Regions from separate parts of the Homo sapiens genome. Here region 2 is linked to region 1. A link is a loop called in an ENCODE intact Hi-C map of the cell type or tissue named here. Cell type or tissue: dorsolateral prefrontal cortex. All regions are shown on one strand. Each heading gives the region's core, and the rest is flanking DNA. Links, peaks and the distances in the headings are about the cores only.

Region 1 (10,899 bases), core at 1,745-9,744:
GATAAAGAGAGCAGGACAATAACAATAACAGCAATAACATTTTTAAAGCAAGAGAGAGGTGAACCAGTGGTAACTCAGCCCTGAGGAAACAGAGCCTCCATGGGAGTGGGGGAGGCCCAGAAGCAAAAGTGGTCTTACTAGAGTCCCAGAAAGACTCAGTAATGGAAACCTAGGAACTTCCAAAAGTGGGGACAAATTAGGGTCAGAAACAGGGAAATAGGCTGAAGATACGGATAAAAAAGCAAATTCATCAGAGAACTCCTCCCCAACCCTGCCCCTTATCTCTGAAGCTTTAGCTGGGAAAGCCGGGCTGACTCACTTCTGGTGAATGTGGTCTGCTCTCCTCCTGTAGGCAAAGCCCAGGCTCTTACATTGTGGCTGGGCAGGGTTCCAAGAGGGCTAGTCGAGGCATGCAAAGACTTTTGAGGCCTAGGCTTGGAACTGACACAGTGTCTCTTCTATGCATTCAGTTGGGCAAAGCAAGTCACAAGTGTAGCTCAGATTCAAGAGCTGGGGAGGGATAGGGTCTACCTCTTGATGGACAGGGCTGCAAAGTCACATTGCAAAGGAACGTGGCTACAGGGAAAGAAAGAGTTGTGGCCAGTTTTGGAAACAAGCTTAAGGCACAATAAGGATGAGATTCCTGAAAAATTCAGTTTTCAAACTTGCACACAAAAAGTAAGGCCATGTGCAAAAAAAGATTGAGGTAGAAAATTCACAACTTATGCAAAGCACTAGTAAAGACAATAATTGATACTCAGGAAATTAACTTGTACTATTGAGGCAGGCTGCGTGTGGCTGGGGCCTGTTACAATTGTTGTGAAGTCAGAGGAATAATTGAGAGAGAATGTTAGTAACACATACACAAGAGCAGAGCTGGTAGGAACTCCGACAATGCAGTAGAAGTGGCCTTCTCAGTCAGTGTGGCTGCCCTGAAGGTGCCACAGAGACAATACCACCTGCCAGGAGTCAAGAGTCCCACAGGTGTGGGGTGTAGCCGCTTCGAGGGTGAAGCCCAGGTTTAAGTACTTGTTTTTAATTTTCAAACCACAGGCAAACGGTTTCTATTGCCAGAGCAGCAACCATTAAAAACTTTTTCCTTTCCTACCGAAGGTTATACTTCTGCTCCACATCCTGTTTTCTTGAGCAGAGGAAGTATTGCATATAAATTAATTCTGCATTATACTGACATAATTTTTCTATTTACCAACTGCGTAGGAGCTAATTTGTATTATAAAACCACATCTGTTGTAAAATAGACTCCACAGAGGAATTATGTAAAAGTCTACATAGTGCATAGAGAGGTCCTCAGCCTCCTTTCCCAACCTGCCTTCAAGAACATGCTGGCAGCCAGGCTTTTATCCCTTAGGCAAGAGGGTGGATGAGCCTAATTGGAAAGGCATACAGATATCAACTTTAGGGATCCCTCAATCAAAAGCCCAGCCAAATCATCCTACAGAGCAGCCTGTCTCCTTAAGGCACAGAGCTTCCAGTCAGCTTTTTATTGCCTTGCTTTTAAAGGTTAAGGGACAGCCAGGGACATCAGCTATTTGACAAAAGCTTCTAATTTGAAAGACACAATCAACAGAAACAATGGGAACAAAAGGAACAGAAAGGAGGTAGGGACAATGTAAGGAATAGAAACAAAGAAAAAGCTAACAAAGGCAAAACTATAAATAATATCCTCTGAGTATAAAAGATGATATTGCATACATAAAATAAGAAGAGAATGTTATAAAAAAGAAATATTCAGAGAACAAAAAGAGCTCTTAGAGCTTAAAAAGAATATTGCACAAATGAAAATTTTAATAGAATTGTTGGAAGATAAAGTTGAGGAAATATCCCAGAAAGTATACCAAAATGACAGACACACACAAAAAGGATTTTTTTAAAAAAAAATTCGAGGATGAATCCAACAGGTACAATATCCAACTACTAGAAGTTACAGAAAGGAAAAAAAAAAGCAGAGGGAAGGATATTACAAAATAAATGAATTAAGAAAATTGCCCAGAACTGAGAGGCAAACCTATAGCTCGAACTGGTTAACTCACAAATAGGTGAAAGGACACACATCACACCTTACATCATTGCGAGAGTTTAGAACGCTGGCAGAGAGAGAAGGTCCTAAAAGCTTTAACTGGAAAAAAACTCCCAATAATCACAACCATAAAAATGAGAACCCAAGTATCATTAGTCTTGTCAATAGCAAAATGGGAAATTCAGAGGGAAAATGATATCCAGACTAGAGTTTTATACCCAGCCAATCTCACAATTAATATGAGGGAATAATAAATGCCTTTTCAGACACATGAAGACTCAACGATTTATCTCCCATCAACCTCTTCTTAGTTAATATCAGCCCATGTGCTCCAAGAAAACCAGAGGAAATATCAAGAAAGAAGAAAACATGAGACCCTGAAAATAAAAACCTCAACCCAGAAGGTATGCCAAAGAAATCTCCAGGGCGACGGGGAGGGAGATGCAGATGCCATAGCTGTGAAACTAGCTTGGAGAGCAGCAAATCCCAGAAGTGGGGCACAGAGGCTCCAGAAAAATGTTTCAAAGGGAAGGATGAAGGCTTATAGAATACCTGATTGCTTGAATGCGTTGAAAAAAATATTTATTCCTAGAAGTCTGGGAATGAATATTCATTAATATTGGATGAAGAAAATAGACTTTTATTGGCCGGGTGCAGTGGTTCATGCCTGTAATCCCAGCACTTTTGGAGGCCGAGGCGGGCGGATCACGAGGTCAGGAGATCAAGACCATCCTGGCTAACACAGTGAAACCCCGTCTCTACTAAGAATACAAAAAAAAAAAAAAAAAAAAAAATTAGCCAGGCGTGGTGGCGGGAGCCTGTAGTCTCAGCTACTTGGGAAGCTGAAGCAGGAGAATGGCGTGAACCCGGGAGGCGGAGCTTGCAGTGAGCAGAGATCGTGCCACTGCACTCCAGCCTGGGTGGCAGAGCCAGACTCCGTCTCAAAAAAAACAAAAACAAAAACAAAAATTAGACTCTCATTAAAGCAGAAAAAATATTTTGGTAATCTTACCATCCAGAGATAATCACTATTCTTGTTTTTACGTACATAGTTGAGACCTTTATGTATGTTAAATTTTGTATCTTTCTCACACATCCATATCACGAACATTTCCTCTAAATTATATAAAACATAAGCAAGAAATAAATTGATAAAGAGGAGCTTATGGTACATATCTTTTATAGGTCCTTTCCTTCTATAAGGTAAAATAATTTAATGAATTGGACTAGATACAATATTCTGAAATTGGGTGGAGGGTAGTGCCAATTTTAAATTATCCTGTCTACCTATCAAGTCATGTTTGCTTTTATTGGGTGGGTGCTCAGAATATGTGATCCTTGAAGAAATAAGCATCCATGTCTATGGAGACATGACATCACCTTTGGGAAAATGACTTTGTGACAATTTATCTTACTGTATTTGACAATAACAGTGACATGTTATATATGCAGAGTGCTGCTTATGAACTTTTAAGAGCTTTCTCTTGCTGTATCTCACTCAATTCTGACAATAACTCCATGAAGTAGGTAAATAGACAATTTTTTGTATCCCCAAAACATTAATATTTAATATAATGTAAATGTTACTAACAGTGTCTATCTTAAATAACACCTTGCATTTCTTCAGGATAGTGCTTTCTCAGGTAATATTGCATGAGATTCTTTGTTTAGGAGAATTGGGCTATAGGAAATTCATAGAAATGCTGGAATGCTAATGGAAATTTCATGCCTTGCCTATTTCTCTCCATCCACCCATCCATCCATCCATCCATCCATCCATCCTCCATCCATTGACTTGTAGTCTGACGGCTATAAAAGAGGTCACATGGATTATCAGATAATTCTTCTTTTTGGCCAATTGTGGAATCATGTCTTAGTGATAACACAGGTTTCTCTTCTCTTGCTCTGATGGTAGTTCCCTCAACATTTTCCCTTGGAATAAAATAAGGTCTGGATAGTAGTATTTGCAGGACCCCAGCAAGGGTAGAGGTGGGAAGTGGGAAAGGATGCTCCATTAAAACAGTGAGGAGGAAGAGCCATCCGATTTTATGCAGCTGCAAACTGAATGATGAACTGGACTGGGATCTGCAGGACTTGATGGGCCAGTCAGAATAAAATGTCCTAGTCTTTTTAAACAACAGTTTCTTTGCCTAAAACACAGAAATAGAATTCACACCTATTTCAAAGGCATGTTGTGAAGATCAAAATAAGTTTTTGCATCATTTTAAGATGTTTTGGAACCCTTGTGTTAAAGGAATTGGAAGCTTTCTACCTCTGGTGCATGAAAAATAACCAAAGTTCAGCCCATGCAGCCATGAAGAAGCTTGAGAAAGACCACCGCTAAGAATGGAAAGGGGGCCTATAACTCTGGTACACTATACTCCTGCAGCCCAAGAGCCAGCTTCTCCAAAAACTACAGGACGGAAGTGCAAAATCCCTCTCTATGCTCTTCTCAAAGCTCTTAGAGAAGTCCTTTTGGCTCTGTTATCCGCATGGGTTCTCTGTGTGTGTGTGTGTGTGTAGGAATAACAGCATGTTTGGCTGGTGGAACACCTCTGTCTTCTGAACCCTGGTTCTTCTTGATTTTCCTTTAATTAGAGTTGATTTAATTATTAAAGTTTCCTATTTTTTTTTAAGAAGGCAAGGAGTTCTATTGATTTATAATTTCCCTAGAGCTTATTGTTGTCTTGCTATGACCCAAAGAAAAGCGTGTGTGGAAAGAGAGGTCCTATCAGAGAGTTCTGAGGCCACTGATTGACCCTCCTCTTTCTACCCTAACTAAATATGAAAATAAAAGCAGGCAGCAAACATCTGTTATCTTTATCAGAAACCTGGACTTTCAGTTTCATACCACACACGTGAAATGGAGAAAACAAATTAACTGAAGGCACTGTAGACTCTGAGTCACATAGATGTATTTTTAATTTTAAACAATTGCTTGTCACAAAACTCAAAGTATTTTTTTTTCTTTTCAGTGTAGGAACGTGGGAAATGAGTGCGTAGTGTGCCTGCAGGGCTTGGACCTCGTGCCCTTGGAGCTAGGAACACGGTGCTTTTGGGATTCTCTTTCTATCCCCTAGATGGCAGCAACATTCTTTAGAGCCTAACTGGTAAAAACAAACAAACAAACAAAAAAAACACCTATGGAAAAGCTGCAAGTCCTGCCTGTTTAGTCTTGGCTTTCAAATTTACATAGTACCTTTACTGTGCTATTTATGTGACTGCTTGGCTTAGTGAGTCTACTATTTATTAATGAGAATACATGACTTTCTCTGTTGTATGGAAAAATAATGGTTTTGTATATCTAGGTCTGTTGGTATCTCTAGACCAGGGTTTCTCGCATTGACATGATTGACGTTTTGGGCTGCATAATTCTTTGTGGTAGGGAGCTGTGCATTGAAAGATGTTTAGCAGCATCCTTGGCTTTTACCCACCCACTAGATTCCAGTGGTACTTCTTCCCTCCCCACCTCAGTCATGACAACCAAAAATGTCTCCAGATATTGCCAAATATTTCCCGGGGGGCAAAATCAGCCCTGGCTGAGAACCACTGAATTAGGTTGTTTTACTTATCTCCAAAGATTAGCTCCTGTATTACTATCATTTAATTTTGTAGGGATGGTTAAATTAAAGCATATCTACTTACACTTTTTCTTTTCTTTTTCTTTTTTTTTGAGATGGAGTCCTGCTCTGTCACTCAGGCTGGAGTGTAGTGGTGCGAACTTGGCTCACTACAACCTCTGCCTCCTGGGTTTAAGCAATTTTCCTGCCTCAGCCTCCCAAGCAGCTGGGATTACAGGTGCCTGCCACCATGCCCAGCTAATTTTTGTATTTTTAGTAGAGACAGGGTTTCACCATGTTCACCAGGCTGATCTCGAACTCCTGACCTCAAGTGATCTGCTCACCTCGGCCTCTCTACTTATAATTTAAATATATTCTATTTTTTTATTTGTTTGCTTGGGGGATACTTTTTCTGGAGGAGAAAGAAATGAGGCTGAAAAGACAAAGATACATGTAAAGACGTTGCACATCTTACCTCCAAATGAGAAGATTGAGGTTTTCAAATTATAGCTTCCTATTAATAATAGCCACACATATATACTTTTGTTACTTTTTATTCCTTTTGATTTTAACTAGCCTGGCTGAATATGAATGATGGGAAGGAGAAAAGCAAAAGGGGGTTATACTTGAAAATTGTTTTAGTCTATGAAAAAGGCTCAAAGAATTATAGAAGGATTGTGGAGATCACTCGGTCCAACTTGTGAGCCTTAAATCTGGGGTGCAGTAGTTATGGTGTAAGCTGAGGAGGAGCCAGGGCAGTATCATCACAGGTGCTCAGCCCAATGGCCTCTCCTTGGTGAGGAAGGTGAAGCCAATTTGAAAGCAAAGAGAGAGATTCGGTTCTCTGCAAAAAACAAACAAAACCAAAGCCAGTCCCTCCTCCACCCAATCTTCCATTGTAAATTCTGAGAAGGGAGCACCAGGCCTGGAGGATGCTGTCAGAACAGGACTCCTGAGGAATTAGATGCACCCGAGATGGCGATGGGACCCAGGTGTAATAACCAACACTCCACCTTCTATTAAATAGGAACTTTCTTCTGATTTGTTCCAAACACTCCCCACACTCGGAGAGCATTCCAGTGAAGTGGGTGGAGAAGGAAACAGATGTGAGACCAGATGCAGATCTGAACAAATTTGTTAGGTGAGTTCACGGATCCTTCCTTCTTTGGGAAGTGTTAGAGAAAGGAGGGAATTTCTGGAAACCAACCAAGTCAGTCTTGGAGATATATCCAGAGAACTCCATCAGCTATGAAGGGACCATGTTCCCACCTTTAGAACAGATATGATCTACAAAATAGAGCAAATGCTTTTTCTGGCGAGGAAGGACAGAGGGCAGAAAATGAGGTCCAAATAGAGTGGTTTGAGTTGTCCTCATCTGAGCCTAAACAGTTATGATGGAATCTCAGGAGGAGCCACATGGTATGAAAGGGTTTAATATTGAGTGAGCCTGGAGGAGGGACAGTATTGAAAGCCCAGCTCAGATGTACAGGATGTGTCTGTTCTTTAAAGATACTGATGCATTTCTCTTGAATTTTTCTACACTGCTGGGTCAAGCTATGTCAAGAATCTCTGTCTCATTGGGAAATGAGATATTTTCTACAATCTGTTTTTTTCTCTCATGATTCCCGTCGAGTTAAAGGCTGACATCTCATCAAGCAGCTCAACAGCCCCAGAGAGAGAGAGCGAGAGATCCCTTAGAGAGCTGGGCCCCAGGGAGAGACACATCTGAGGAACTCTCCCTGCATTGACTTGGCTTTGTGGCCTCTGTCCGAGGTTTTCAGATCTTATCAAATAGTGTCTCATTTGCACTGCAGTGCATGTCACAAAGCCCTGTGGATGCAAAGGAGGTGACAGCAAAAAAGGTTAACAGCAAACTGGGGACAGTGCCAGGAATGGAACTTGATTCCTTAATTCTTGTTCCAGAACCCAAGCAGCCTGGCTTTGCCAGGGCCAGCCTGGGTCTGTTCATAGAGCTGTCATTTGGCTTTTGGTCGTTTATATACCATTTGCTAACTGTTCATAATTCCAGTGCAATTTTCCTCAGAACATGGGAAACAAAGACAGCGAAACAAGGGGCTTTTATGTTTTTCTGTGCTGTCGTCAGTGGATGAAGTTGGCTGGGCAAGAGTACAAGCTTTTTCTTGCTACACTTGATGGAGTTTCCTTTTTTAAATGAACATTTTTAGGGAGAAAATGTCAGTGTGCAGGGTAAATGCAGAATGCCCTGTTAAATATTTAAAACATAGCATTTGTCCATCGATTTTGGCAGGGTTAGAGTCAATAGATTAATCATTCAGTCAACAAATACTTGAATAGATGCAAATCATTCATTGCTGTCAGAGCTACTCCTAGCCCCCACTGAGTCTTTGTGCAAAATTGAAAAAGGGGGTCCTCTGGGCAGAAACAACTCTGCACCAGGCCACATGACTTCAAGAGTCCCTAGCTCTCAGTCATGTGCCTTTGTGCAGTGTACAAACTGTGCAACTGTACATGACTATACATTGAGAGAGAGAGTGGGCCATATATTATGCCATTAGAGTACAAAATTAGGTCTTGAGCAGAATTTCAAGAAAAAGTCCCCCTTTTTGGGGCATGGCAAACAGAAGGAAGTAAGTTGCTTATTCTAAGGGAAAAACTACAAAGGCTTGCTGGGGTTTTGCCCCTAAATTCTTTACCCCTACTGCTGGGATAATACAGCCTCCTCTGGGCTGTAGGAACAATCCTGGATGTAAGGAGAAGGATAAGAAGGACCTGAGGACTCAGTATTGAATGAATCTCATCTTTCAGCTTCACGGTGATATCTCATGTCCATCTAGGTACAGATCCATGGTTTTTTGGTTCCTGCCCTATCTTCAGAATTCTCTTAGTGGTGGAATTTGTGCCTGTTTTTTACCCGTCATTTTCCCCTCTCCTTAGGGTCCTACCTGAACCCTTGACTGGTGCCCTATGACCATTTGCTGTGTTCTCCTAATGCCACACACCTTTCTGACTCCCTGGAAGCCTTTATGCTTCCAGGAAACTACCACAAGGAATTCTGACAATGGCCTCACCTGTTAGGGTGACTGCCTGGATCAAGGGCTCATTTTAGACCTATAAATCCTATTCGTGTTTCCTATCTTTTACTCCATGGATCTATTTCCTGGTTTTGGACTAATCTTTAGAACCATAGTTCTCAAAAAAGAATGCTTATTAGAACTGCCTAGGGTGCTTTGTAAAACTTGGGTGCCCAGATACACTTCTGCCCACTGAAATTAGAATGTCTGGGGAGGCACAGGCACCTGTATCTTTAAGCCTCCATAAGTTATTTCTACAGGCAGGCAGGCATGGTTGAGAACACTGTTTAGAATCACATCCCCACGTTTGTCTACTCTTTTTTTGTTGTTTGTTTGTTTTCTTTATCTCTTCTTCATTTCTGAAGTTCGCTCTTTGATTAGTCAGCTTTTTTTATGTGTGTTTCTATGTTGAGAACTGTGGCCTTCACCTAGACTCATGAGTCTGATTGCACTAATTTTTCCCGGGCCAGCCTGGCTCACCACCAGACAAGCTTAAATTATGATTATGTTTTGGAGCCAGAAGGCTGAGAGGGCTATCTGGAGACCCAAAGTTAGCCTTTTGTGGTTTCTTTATCCTGTAATTCTAATAAATGCAATTCATCAACCTGTCTTGCACAGGAAAGAACATTCTTTGTAGGCAGACCTCAACTTATGAATAGATTATGTTCCAAAATTTGTTTGTGGTCAGTTGTTAGGGACGTAGAACTCCATTCCCAGAATAACAAAGTTACAAAGGAAAGTTTCAGGTCGCAATAGTCTACTGAGTCTTTGAAAAGCCGAACTTTAGAACGAATAGAGCCAAAGGCTCAAGTCTGTGATTAGGCTGAACCACATGAAATTGAGATTTTTGTATGTCAAAAATGGTTGAATATTGGCAATTTTCTGTAGGCTCAACCAATAATATGTTTTGGTTTAGGGAGGGGGAAAACATTTTAAGTGCTAGATTAGAGTGTTTCAGAACAGTTCATGCTTATCAAGATTCTAAGAGGACCCTAAAGGACTACCTCATTTTTAAAAAGTCCTTGCACCCCCTTCAGTCTCTCTCCTTCTAGCCAGGTAAAATGTAAGCAAAGACAGCACAGGCCTTCTGAGGGAGCAGACATACAAATGAGGAGGGCTTTAGCAGTTGTGGATTTCTATTGATTCTGCTGGTGAATGGGTTGGGGCAGAGGTGTCTAGGTGAGCAGGAGGGAGATGAGGTTCTTATGTTGGCAGCCTCCAGATAAGCAGATGTTTCTACAGAAACCTTTCAGGTACTGTGTGGAAAATCCTGCCCTGCCCTTTCCTCCTGGGGTAGGGGACAGCAGCGGTTGGGGTGCTGTCAGAAGCAGGGCAGACTGCAGGCATGAGCTGAAGAGTAGCATCATTGCCACACCCATGGGTCACGTGACTGCGGAGAGTGTGGATGTGAGGCCAGTGAAAGTTATCTACCTGGAGAAGTGACGAGTATGTTGTTTGGATGAGTCAAAGCTTATGTGCCTCACTTAGTGTGCGTTGCCTTGCAGTAGAAATTGTACATTTTAGACAGTGAATGGATTACTTTGTGAGTCACAAAGCTGCTGTATGTCCTTTCCTTACTTATGTAGGAAAGGCCATTCTGCTTTTGGAACTCAAGATAAATGCCTTATACATAGTAGGGATGTGCTAAGGATTGCCTGGGAACAATCACTTTTTTTCCTATGGAAAGTTCAAAGGTCATGTGTGTAATTCCTCTGGAGGAAAATGTAGCAGTTGTCAGAAAAATTTTCATACATTTGTATTGCTTAGGAAACTGACTGCTTTAGAAGAAGGCTGTATGTTCATTTAGAAAACAATGGGTTTCTTTACTTTAATGTTAATTGTATATTTGATATAGGAAAACACATTTTTCACTGATGCTTATCCTTTCTCTAATAATCCAAGTTCCTATCTTGACTCTATACAAATTAAAATTCGATTTGTAGCCAACTTTTACTCAGTAAAGGGGCTTGAGAATTGTGCTGCTCCAAATGAATTCTAGGTCAACAAGGGGAAATCTTTGCACCCTTCTGGAGTTGACTGTTTGAGGACAACTGCAGATTTACATTTAGAACAGATGAGAATGGAAACAGACTGTAATTAAAAAAGATTCGACTGTGAGGACTGCAAAGATTATGGAAGCTCCTTTTTTCCTCCTTAGTCAAGCATAAGTAAATAGAAAAATTGGAGTCCATATACAGGAGCCTTCACAAAAGTCTGGGTCACATCCTTCAAAAGGAATGTGGCAGCA
Region 2 (10,899 bases), core at 1,071-9,070, 160 kb after region 1:
ACAAGGCTATGCCTGCCATACATGTGATTCCTCTGATCAATCTGGGCAGAGCACATTACAAACCTTCTGAATAGGGTTCACCAGTCTAAATGCCATTAATGACATTCATGATTCATGAGAGGAGGTCAAAATATCAACATTACCAGGAGTTTGAAATACATTGATTCCAACTCTCACAGATGACTTTGAGAGGTTCAATACTTCAGTGGAGGGAGTAACTGCATATGTGGTGGAAATAGCAAGAGACCTAGAATTAGAAGTGGAGCCTGAAGATGTGACTGAATTCCCATAATCTCATGATAAAACTTGAACCAGTGAGAAGTTGCTTCTAACGGATGAAGCAAAGAAAGGGGTTTCTTGAGATGGAATCTACTTCTGGTGAAGATGTTGTGAACATTACTGAGATGACAACAAAGGATTTAGAATATTGCATAAATTTAGTTGTAAAGCAGCAGCAGGGTTTGAGAGGATTAACTCCAATTTTGAAAGAAGTTCTACTGTGAGTAAAATGCTGTCACACAGCATCACATGCTACAGAGACATCTTTCATGGACAAGTCAATCAATGTGGCAAACTTCATTGTTGTCTGATTTTAAGAGATTGCCACAGTCACCCTAGACTTCAGCAACCAGCATACTGATCAGTCAGCAACCATCAAAATCGAAGCAAGACTCTCCAGCAGCAAAAAGATTATAACTTGCTGAAGGCTCTGATGTTCGTTAGCATTTTTAGCAATAAGGTATTTTTTAATTAAGGTATATACTTTTTAAAGACACAATGCTATTGTACATTCAATAGACTACAGTACAGTGTAAAGATAACTTTTATATGCACAGATAAACCAACAAATGCTTGTGACCCACTTTACTGTGATATGCATTTTATTGTGGTGGTCTGGCACTGAACCCACAATATCTCCCAGGTATGCCTGTGCATTTATATTCTTAAAATAAAAAAAAAATCCTACTTTTTCCAAAATGGTAAAAATTATTGTGGAAACTTCTTGATTTATATTTCAAATTCAACTATTGGAAATCAAAATCACATAAAGACAAAGTCTGAAAATGCACCAAATGTCAGCAAGGGGAGCTTGAAGGTTTTAAGAGATACATTTGTATGTTCACGGTCCTAAAAGAGTTATCTCAGTGTCATATTTAGTGCCATGTGCTATTGTGTGCTTGGCTGGTCCTGAGCACATTTCCACACTGATTGACATTGCAAATGGAACAAATTCTGCTCTTAATTCCTCTGCATGCAGTTTTTCAAGAGCTCCATGACAACCTTTTAACCCATCTTTTGAAAACCAGCCTGCTTTGCAAGAGCAACAACTTTCACTCTGGCTTGAACTCCCTCTTCAGTCTTTGACATAGGCCACAAATTACAGGGTTAGTTTCTTACATGTACCCTTCATTTTGGTGTGAAAACTTTTTCCTGTTATTTCTTGCTGAACTCTAGAATTATCCCTCAGTTTAAAGTATTTGATTCTATTGGCTGTAGAAACATGCCAAGCTAAACAGCTAAATTCTTAAGCCTCCCTTGCCGGTTTTGGGTAACCGTATGAGAGAATTCCAGCCAATGAGCTATAAATGGAAGTTGTTGGGGAGTCTCTTCAAAGGGGAAGTATGTGCCTATTTGCCCTACCTATTCTTTCTTCCTTTTGTCTGAAACATGTGTAGGATGGGTGGAGCTTCAGTAGCTATCTTGAGAACACAAGTGTCATGCCCAAAGGATGGTGAAATAGAAAACTAGAAAGAACCTGGATCTCCAATGACATCGAGGAGTACCACAACAGACCTAGCTTAGCTCCCTTTGGACTTCTTTTATACTGGAGAAAAATTAACCCTGAATATATTCAACATAGTATTTTGGGGGGTTTGGAACACAATTTCTATTTTTAAAAAATCTTTTAAGTTCAGGGGACATGTGCAGGATATGCTGGTTTGTTACCTAGGTAAACTTGTGTCATGGGGGCTTGTTGTGCAGATTATTTCACCACCCAGGTATGAAGCCTAGTACCTATTAGTTATTTCTCCTGATCCTCTCCCTCCTCCCAGCTTCCACCCTCTGCTAGGTCCCAGTGTATGTTGTTCCCTTCTATGTGGCCGTGTGTTCTCATCATTTAGCTCCCATTTACAAATGACAACGTGTGGTATTTGGTTTTCTGTTTCTGTGTTAGCTTCCTAAGGATACAGGCCTACAGCTCCATCCATGTCCCTGTGAAGGACAAGATCTCATGCTTTTTTATGGCTGCATAATATTCCATGAGGTACCATATATTCTTTATCCAGCCTATCACTGGTGGGCATTTAGGTTGATTCCATGTCCTTGCTATTGTGAATAGTGCTGCAATGAACTTTGTAATATAACAATTACATGCATGTATCTTTATAATAGAACAATTTATATCCCTTTAGGTCTATACCCAGTAATGGGATTGCTGGATCAAATGATATTTCTGTCTTTAGGTCTTTGAGGAATCTCCACACTGTCTTCAACATTGTTGAACTAATTTACACTCCCACTAACAGTGTATAAGCATGGAACACAATTTCTAAGTGATAAATAGATCTTGCCTATCTTTATCCAACATTCCCTGAGATCATTCCCCAACCCTAATTTGGAATGATCTTACCTACTGCAGCCAAGCCAGACTCTCCATTTCTTTCAGGGCATTTCTCAGACTCACATTCTATAAGAAATCTTCTTTTACTCATCTCCTTCTTCTCTCAACAGTCTTTTAATTAAAAATGATTTAAAATTTTGGTGTTTGAGTCAATCTCTCCTACATGTAATATTCTTTTTTTATATGGTCCCCTTTCTGTGTTTCCTGTCCTTCAACATGGAAAGTCACTGGAACTAGACATCTATTGTAGTTCCTTCTGCAATCTCCCATTATGCTGCAGCAATAGGGCCTAGCAAAGTGGTGAGCTCCTCTAAAACTCCATGGTTATTAATTGAATGAACTTTGTCAAATCTAGAGAAACACGGGATGTGAGGGTCTATAATTGAGCAGTTTTTCCTCTTCCTTATTCATATTAATCAGGCTTGGATCGTGGAGCCACCACCTCATCCTACAACTGGTTTCAACATCCACATTTCTTACAGAAGGAGAAGTGAGGTCTCCTGACCTTTCTGGAGTATTCACTTCAGTCTGTCTCTGGGCTTCTCTCAGAGGTTTTAGGTCACTATTTTTCCTTTTCTCTTCCTTCCTCCCTCCTTCCTTTCCTCTTGTTCTCCTCCTCCCCTCCTTTTTTCTCTCTTTTTCCTCATTCTCATTTGTAAAAAAAATTTTTTACAAAAATTTTTTAAAAACAACATTTGAAAACAAGGTTCCAAAATCTATGAGAAGTTAGTTAAAAACCTGACCCTTTCCTACCTTTTTTCTGCCTGGTAACAAACCCCTTTGCCTGAACTTATTCACCGTCTTGTTCTTGTCATTCAAGTGGTTCCTCAGATTCTTCTTTTCCAGGAAGTCTTCTTCAACAGACTGGCAGTGTGAGGCACAGCCTATTCAACAATTGTCTATTCAGTGTATGTGTTGAAATCTACTATGTGCTTATTGCTCTGAGATGCTTCTAGTGAGTGGGAGCCAAATGTAAAATCAAGTGTGATTTTTGACTTGAAAAAATCTATAATCTGGTGAATTTTGGAATTCACACTCACAGAATTCAGTAAGGGTATTCACCCTGTCATACAGAGGTTTAATATTAAGTTCATCCTCTCTGTGGCTCCCCACATTATCTCTGCCTCCTATCCCATGTCAAAGTGGCAATCAGTGAACTCATGAAGTGCCTACTCAATTCCTTCCTTACTAGTCAGCTCACCTTCCACAGTTACTCTTCAATTGCTCATAATGTAACTTCTACACTACTCAATTCAAGCATTTGTAATTCAATTATTTTTTCAAATATTAATACATCAATCAAAGAGCAGGGAATTAGCACTTACTGTTACATAGCTAACATTGGTTTAGATATTTGGGGAATGCAATAAAGGCTGACTATAGGATATTCTCCTGCTTCCTTTCTTCTTCACTTCTAAGAAGCCTTTGCTGATTCTACCCTATTCCTGGGAGAGTTATTCATTCTGTGTTTCCATAGCAGTGATAATGATGATTAATATGGAGATTTAGTAAGTGCCAGACACTGTGATAAGTACTTTTCTTAAGTTTTTTTAATTGAATCCTCCCAACAAACCTAAAAGTATTACTATTATTATTCTAATTATTATAGATAAGGAAACTGAGTTTCAATTAACCAAACTAACCAAGGCTCTGCAACTAGTAAATGTGAGAGGAGAATTCCAACATGGGTAGTCTAGTATGATCATCTCTAATTTAAAGGGACAGAAACTGTCTCAGTCATCTCAGGCTGCCTTAACAAAAAAAAACAGATTATGTGGTTTAAACGACAGAAATTTATCTTCTCACAGTTCTGGGGGCTGGAAATTTCAAGGTCTGATAGAGGGTTGTTTCTGGTGAAGACTCTTTTCCTGGCTTGCAGACAGCTACCTTCTCACTGTATCTTTATATGTAGGAGGGGGAGCAAGCTCTCTAGTCTCTCTTTTTATAAGGGCACTGATCACATCATGGGGCCCTACCATCATGATCTCATTAAATCCCAATTTCCTCTCAATGATCTCATCTCCAAATACCACCATGTTGGGGGTTAGAGCTTCAATATATGAATTTTGGGAGGATACAAACATTCAGCCTATAATAGAAATAAGCCTTAGGAAGATTAGATAAAATAGCCAAAGTCAGAGTTACTAGGTGGCAGAACAAGGACTGAATCCCAGATTTCTGGAGAGCAATGTTCTTCTATGTTACTCTGAGTCAGGAAGGCAAAGGGGTCAGAAAGAGCAAGGAGGATCCTTGGTACTTCCAAATGTTCTCAACTCTTAAACAGCATTGCAGGTCAGGGCATCTTAACTTCAATAATTATCAAGGTATAGAGATCTCTTTCTGTTTTGCTACATTATATTGGTAATATTTTTACTCACAGAGAGAGAAATAGATCTTTTTCCACCTTATTCAGAGACAATGAGTAATTAACCCACCATAAATGAAAGCCAGGTCTTCAGAAAAGAGCTGTCTCTTGTAATTTTTGAGATTGTATCTTAAATAGGGATTTTATATAATAATCATGTTTTGGTGAGGCTTGTAGATTCTTGCCAATATTTTCAATATTGTATCAGTCAAGATTTCAACAGGAAACAGATGGCACATTAAGACTGGGTAATTTGAACCGAGTTTGATAAAAAGACTATTTACAAGGGTATGGACATGGCTTAAGAAAAGCAACAAGGGATGGCATGTAACCCTGTGTTAATATGGACTCTTAACACTGGGAGGCCTGAAGGGACAAATAGAAGGAGAGGTTAGAACCCGGAGGGGGAGCTGTATGAAGGGCTGTGCGACTGGTGCCAGGGCCCTCACTGGGGCAATGTGGCCACCCATGGCCCAGCATGGTGAGTCTGAGGAATAATCAGCACCCTCACTCTCTTCCCACCTCTGATCACTTGACACTGCTCCTCCAGAGCCAATGGCAAGAGGTTATATTGATGTTATCCAAATGTGACAGTCTCCTGGGCAGACACCAGGGTTGAGAAGTGTGGAGGACAAACTAGAATGATAAAGACAGGATATCTAGAAAAAAATACCATTTTCAATGAAATCGTAGCTGGGGAAGTTCTCTTGACTGTCATTTAAGTAGTTTTGCCTCTTTCTATTAAACCTTGTAGGTGGTAGACAGTCTACTGATTGGCATGGTTTCTTTTAGTATATATAATGAAGAGAAAAAGACATAGCATGAATTTAGATATCTTACTGAAAATGAATTGAGAAATATCTTATTTAATCATATTGTACTCAACAACTGGGGTCAGAGTTGTTATAAATCAACAGTATAGATTTGAAAACCAAATTTTTGATTGATTGGACTACGGTGATACTTAATATCAAGTTATTGATAAGAAATTCAAAGTGGTTTTTGAGAGAATATTTTGTAGAAATCATTCTGACAGCTGATTGAGGAGACTTCGTCTAGTAAATTGTAGCCTCTATTTCTGCACTCCCAGGAGGCAATAGTCCCTAGAGACAGGGAATAAAAGGTCAAGGTCTAGCTGTACCACTCACTAGGGCACAGCCAGGCATCATCTCAGCTAGGTCTCAGATGAAGAGAATCATATCTCCCTCCGCTGGTTGCCGAGAGACATTTTGCTTAGTGGCTGGCACAGAGTAAGTATTCCATAAATGTTAGATATTCTAGTTTGAGCGAGTTGGAGAATCTGGCCTGCAAAGAGCAGACAATATTTTTCTAAATAAGGAAGTGATACATTCACTGGAATGTTGGCTTTTTAAAAATGAAAATGAGGTTTCAAAGGGAATATGTGCCTTCTCCAGAAAATGATTAACTATCCAGTCTGTGATACAACACAATTAATTAAATCAAAGTTTGCCTGGAGTGTATGGAAACTGAGACTCAAAAGTGCATTGAGGTATTGAGGCAAGATAGATGTTAAGAACCAAGGAGCAGCAGGGGAGCAGAAGAAGCTGCTCTTTTCTGACCAAGGGAATTTGTTAGAGCTGTGGCAGCCAAGGGATGCCTTGAAAGTCAAATGCAAAGAGGGTATGCATGGCTATCATGCTCTCCCATGACCCAGGAGATAAATTTCCCTTTTTAGCAGCCAGATACTGATATGCTTTCAATAGACTCGTGAAGTAGAGTCATGGTCAAATGGCTCAAACCCTGTGACATAATAAGGTGGCTGCTCAGCATGGAAAAGAGAATTCCGCACCCCCCCCACACTTTTTTTTTTTTTCAAATAAATGAAGAGAGATCTTTATTAAAACAACTAATTTCTTTTTCTTTTTTTTTTTTTAGGTACCTCCTAATTTCTAAACTTTATTTCCTAGTTCTTTACAAATCATTCTGCAGTAGGGTTCAGATCATAACTGTGCTTACATGCCTTGTATTTCTTTTCTTATATTTTACTTTAAGTTCTGGGATACATCTGAAGAATGTGCAGGTTTGTTATGTGCAGGTATACATGTGCCATGGTGGTTTGCTGCACCTACCAACCTGTCATCTAGGTTTTAAGCCCCACATGCATTAGGTATTTGTCCTAATGTTCTCCCTCCCCTTGCCTCTCACCCCCTGACAAGCCCTGGTGTGTGATGTTGCCCTCTCTGTGCCCATGTTAAAACAACTAATTTCAATAAGCCTCAAAACTTTAGCCAATAAAAAATAACAATACAATGTAAAATCTTTCATGTACGTAGTATCTCTGTTTAAGTAACCCTTAACTATTCTTAAGAACTAGTCCCAGGAATACTTGTTCTCAGACCCAGAGTGGGCTTTTCTCACTCTAATTTCCTCTTTTTATTAGGTCTCAAAGACTCTGGCAGCTTCCTTTTTCTTTGTCCTTTGACCTTCTTATCCCATGTTTGAAAATAATTGTTTTCTGACTCTTGATAGAAGTCCTCTTCCTACTCACAGCCTCCTCTTTTATTAGTACCACTTCCAAAGCAATCCACCATCATGAAGACACAGGCAGATGTTCTTTCTTTCTGATTACTAAATTCAGATGTAATTCGCTTATAATAAAGTCTTCCCTTATCCTGCCTTTTCCCAAATTAAATTGGTCAATTTACTCTCTATAGAATGAGTTTCATTATTTTCTGTGTCTCATTTCTTTTGTAGAGATTGCTTTTCTGTAAAATGAGGATCTTAAAAAACTTTATGCATTTATAAAACAAAACTAGAACAAGGTTTTCACTGGTTTCAACATCATATACCTTCCGAAGTTGTTCAGAATGAAGCTTTCTTAAGCCTGTACAATGGGGAAAGACATTTTGAAAGGACTTTCCAAATGGAGTAGCACTGAGAAACTGAAGTGTCCACTTCTATACATGTCTGGTGCCAAGTAGATCAAAGGGCAAATATCTCCCATGAATGGAACACCTGGTTGAGAATATTATATCACTTGTGGTGCATCCTGGGAACTTGAGAGAAACATTTCCTCCTTCTCATGGAGGTAGTGAGATTCTGCCTTTTAAGAGAAGATGCCTAAGAGACAGCAGAATTTATTTGCACTTCTTGCTGAGATGTAGAACTGCTGTCTGGGGACAGTTTGAAGAGAGTCTTAGGGATGTCAAGGGTAGCTTAGTAGTTGGGCTCTACGAAGTGAAATTTCAAGCCTACTTTAGCACATAAATTTGTGGTTCATAGCTTTAAAATAATATTCTTGTTTTTTTCTTTCTTAGTTCAATGGATTGAAGAAAATGTTCACGGAAGGAAGATGATTAATTGATCCAGAGGGCCTGTAGCAACTCTGTTTAACATGCTAGATGAGCCAGTCTTATTCAGTGATGACTAAGGATCTAGAGAAAACTGGTGTCAGGTTGGTCTTCTTCTTCCCACCTATTTTCAGTTGGCCTGCAGTTCCTAGGATGTGTATCCTGTATGCTGGTCACCGGAAGATAGGCAAATTTTTGCTTTGTTGCTGGTTCTGGGACAACAGCCATGGTAAGACCACTTATATCAGTTACCTATTACTACCTAATAAGATCTTCCACAACTTAGCGGCTTAAAACAAGAACTATTCTTTCTTTCAATTCTGTGAGGGGGCTGGGCTCTGCTGATTCATTTTTCTCTTCCATATGCTATCAGCTGGAATCCTTACATGGCTGCACTCTTCTGGGGTTTGGTAATGAGGCGAGAAGGCTTTACTCACATTATTTGGTGGTTGGTTCTGGCTGTTGGGTGACATTTCTCCCCACACGTCATGTGTCTGGTTGACTAGCAGAACTTCTTTACATAGTGGCTCAGGACTTCAAACAAGAATGAAAAGAGAAACTGCCTGGTCTCTTAAAGCCTGGGTCCTGAACCAAAGTGGTGTGAATCATTTTTTTCATATTCTATTGGGCAAAACAAATCACACGGCCAACCCACGTGCCAGGGGAGTGGAAGAGAAATAGTCTTGAACTGTGATGGGCATGTGCCTATAAAAATGGGAATATCTCTTGTTGGCTGTCCTTGCAAATCACACACCACACCACCCGTAGTACGCAAATGACATCAGAGCTGGTAAGCAATCACAGCACCTCAGATACCAAGGCACAGAGCCAGAGGCACAGGTATACTCACATTCTTCTGAATTCCATAAGCACAAATATTATCTTTTTGCCTCACAAAGATTGCCAGCTCAAGTTTGTAGGTGATTTGATAATCACATATGCAGAGATCTTTTTGACTCATTCTACAGAGTAAGATGTCATAGAGAAAAAGATAGCAGAGGAAATGCACAAATAATAATTTAATGACTCCAGGATTTCTTCAGCTCAAAGTAGCAACCAAAACTTTGGCCACTGATTTCATGGTTAAAGAAATTTGGTCATAGTGGGAAATAGAGGGCTTTGGAAAGTCATACCTGAAGTTTAATCCTGACTCCATGACTGGGAGCTTTGTGATCTTGGCAAATAACCTAATTCTCTTAGTGTAATTTTTCTCTTATATAATAGGGGAATGTCATCACTTCCCTCACAGAGTTGCTAAGGATACAAAGTACCTTGCACACTGCTTCTCACATAGCAAATGCTTAGTAAATATGAACTATTATTATCCTTGGATCATCTTACTAATTTGGCTATCAAAATATGGCCCTTTAGGGTTGTCTAAGGAGCAGGCAGCCTCCCTATACTCACCCACTTTCAGTTTATGGAAGAAATTTTGGAAGAGTATAAGTCTTCCAAGTCCATGGGTACCCAGGTGAATCCTGTTCCTGGCTTGTTGCTAAGTGAAGAAAGTCTGAGTCATTTCCCTTCTTTTTTTTTCCTTCCTTTCTATCACCAAATTTACTATTTCCCAAGTTGAAACTTTAAGACTTTAGCAACTATATCCATGGAGGCATGGTTACACATAGAGTATATCCAGTGAAGTTTTCTTTGTCTCTATTCTACTCTTTTTGGGGAGATAAGCATTAACTAGTAAGATATAAAAAGTAGAGCCATAAACTATTCTGTTAGAAAGGGAAGCTATGCAATTTTTAACACTAAACATACTGAATTTCCTGGGACATGACTGAATTGAATTGTTTTTCTCTAATATAAGACCATTTTTTGGACCATGTATCAGTTTGTCCAGGTTTTGGGATGTGGAAATATGGACACCATAGACATTGGGATTAGGAAGTGAATTTTCTTACCATGCATTTCTTGTTATGCCTAGGAAATATTTTTTCCTCCTGCCTCAAAGGCAGATGAGAGCTCTACCTTCTCTTTGTCAATTTTTTTTTTTTTGCTACTAACCACTACTTGATTACCTTTACTTACTGAATCAGCCTCTTGTGTCTCTCAGCTCCAACATCATAAACCATCATGTTATTTTGATATTAAATAGATCTTCCTTTTTAAAGCGGGGGAAGAGATTAAGATGTTAAGTGAAAAGGAGAACCAACCATACTCCCTTCTTAGGATTAGACCAAAATTCTTCTTATGTCATGTTATCTAATTCCAATATCCAGCAAGCAGCTGGGGAAAATTTATTTGGATATTGTGCATTTTTCCTTTTTTTGGAAGAATAGATTTTGTTCCTCTATTTGATAAAAGACAGAAACTGTACATCTTGAAAATAAAGGCATTGGCATTTTAAAGTGATCAGGAGTTCTTGCAGAATTCCAAACATGCATCTTCTGGAAAAAGAAACCCTGTAAAGATAGAGATAAAACGTAGGTTTTTCATTTGCCCCATACTGTATGCATATGAATGTTTTACTTTTCTGTTTGATCTTTAACTGGTTGGGGAGAGGACCTGTTGTTTTTCTTCCCTATTCCCCAAATCACTTCTCTGCTTTCTCAGTCTCTCATCAGTGTTCATGACACCTCAGACCTGGGCAATTG

Evidence for each region. A loop is a pair of places that touch in the nucleus more often than their neighbours do. Peaks named below come from ENCODE experiments on the same cell type or tissue, not always from the same donor. Only the 100,000 strongest peaks of a DNase experiment are listed, where the experiment ranks them.
Region 2: it touches region 1 in a loop (4-fold over the local background); 22 of 110 quality-filtered maps call a loop at or near these places.

The regions. Positions count from the first base shown.
Region 1 is chr5:57,494,476-57,505,374 of GRCh38, forward strand. It overlaps RMEL3 (enriched in melanoma 3), which reads left to right. Exons shown (of 4, transcript NR_186596.1): 3 at 2,305-2,442. Among named protein-coding and RNA genes, the nearest start is that of ACTBL2, 17 kb to the left of the region's middle. RefSeq lists enhancers at 1-1,018, 417-476. In dorsolateral prefrontal cortex, for the core only: CTCF peaks have their summits at 5,098 (motif pointing right) and 5,306; a DNase peak (open chromatin) is centred at 5,065; H3K4me3 peaks cover 409 bases; H3K27ac peaks cover 1,978 bases.
Region 2 is chr5:57,656,985-57,667,883 of GRCh38, forward strand. LOC101928505 (a long non-coding RNA gene) reads left to right here. Exons shown (of 3, transcript NR_104668.1): 2 at 8,267-8,528. Among named protein-coding and RNA genes, the nearest start is that of LNCBRM, 92 kb to the left of the region's middle. In dorsolateral prefrontal cortex, for the core only: no CTCF peak of the experiment used is centred there; no DNase peak of the experiment used is centred there.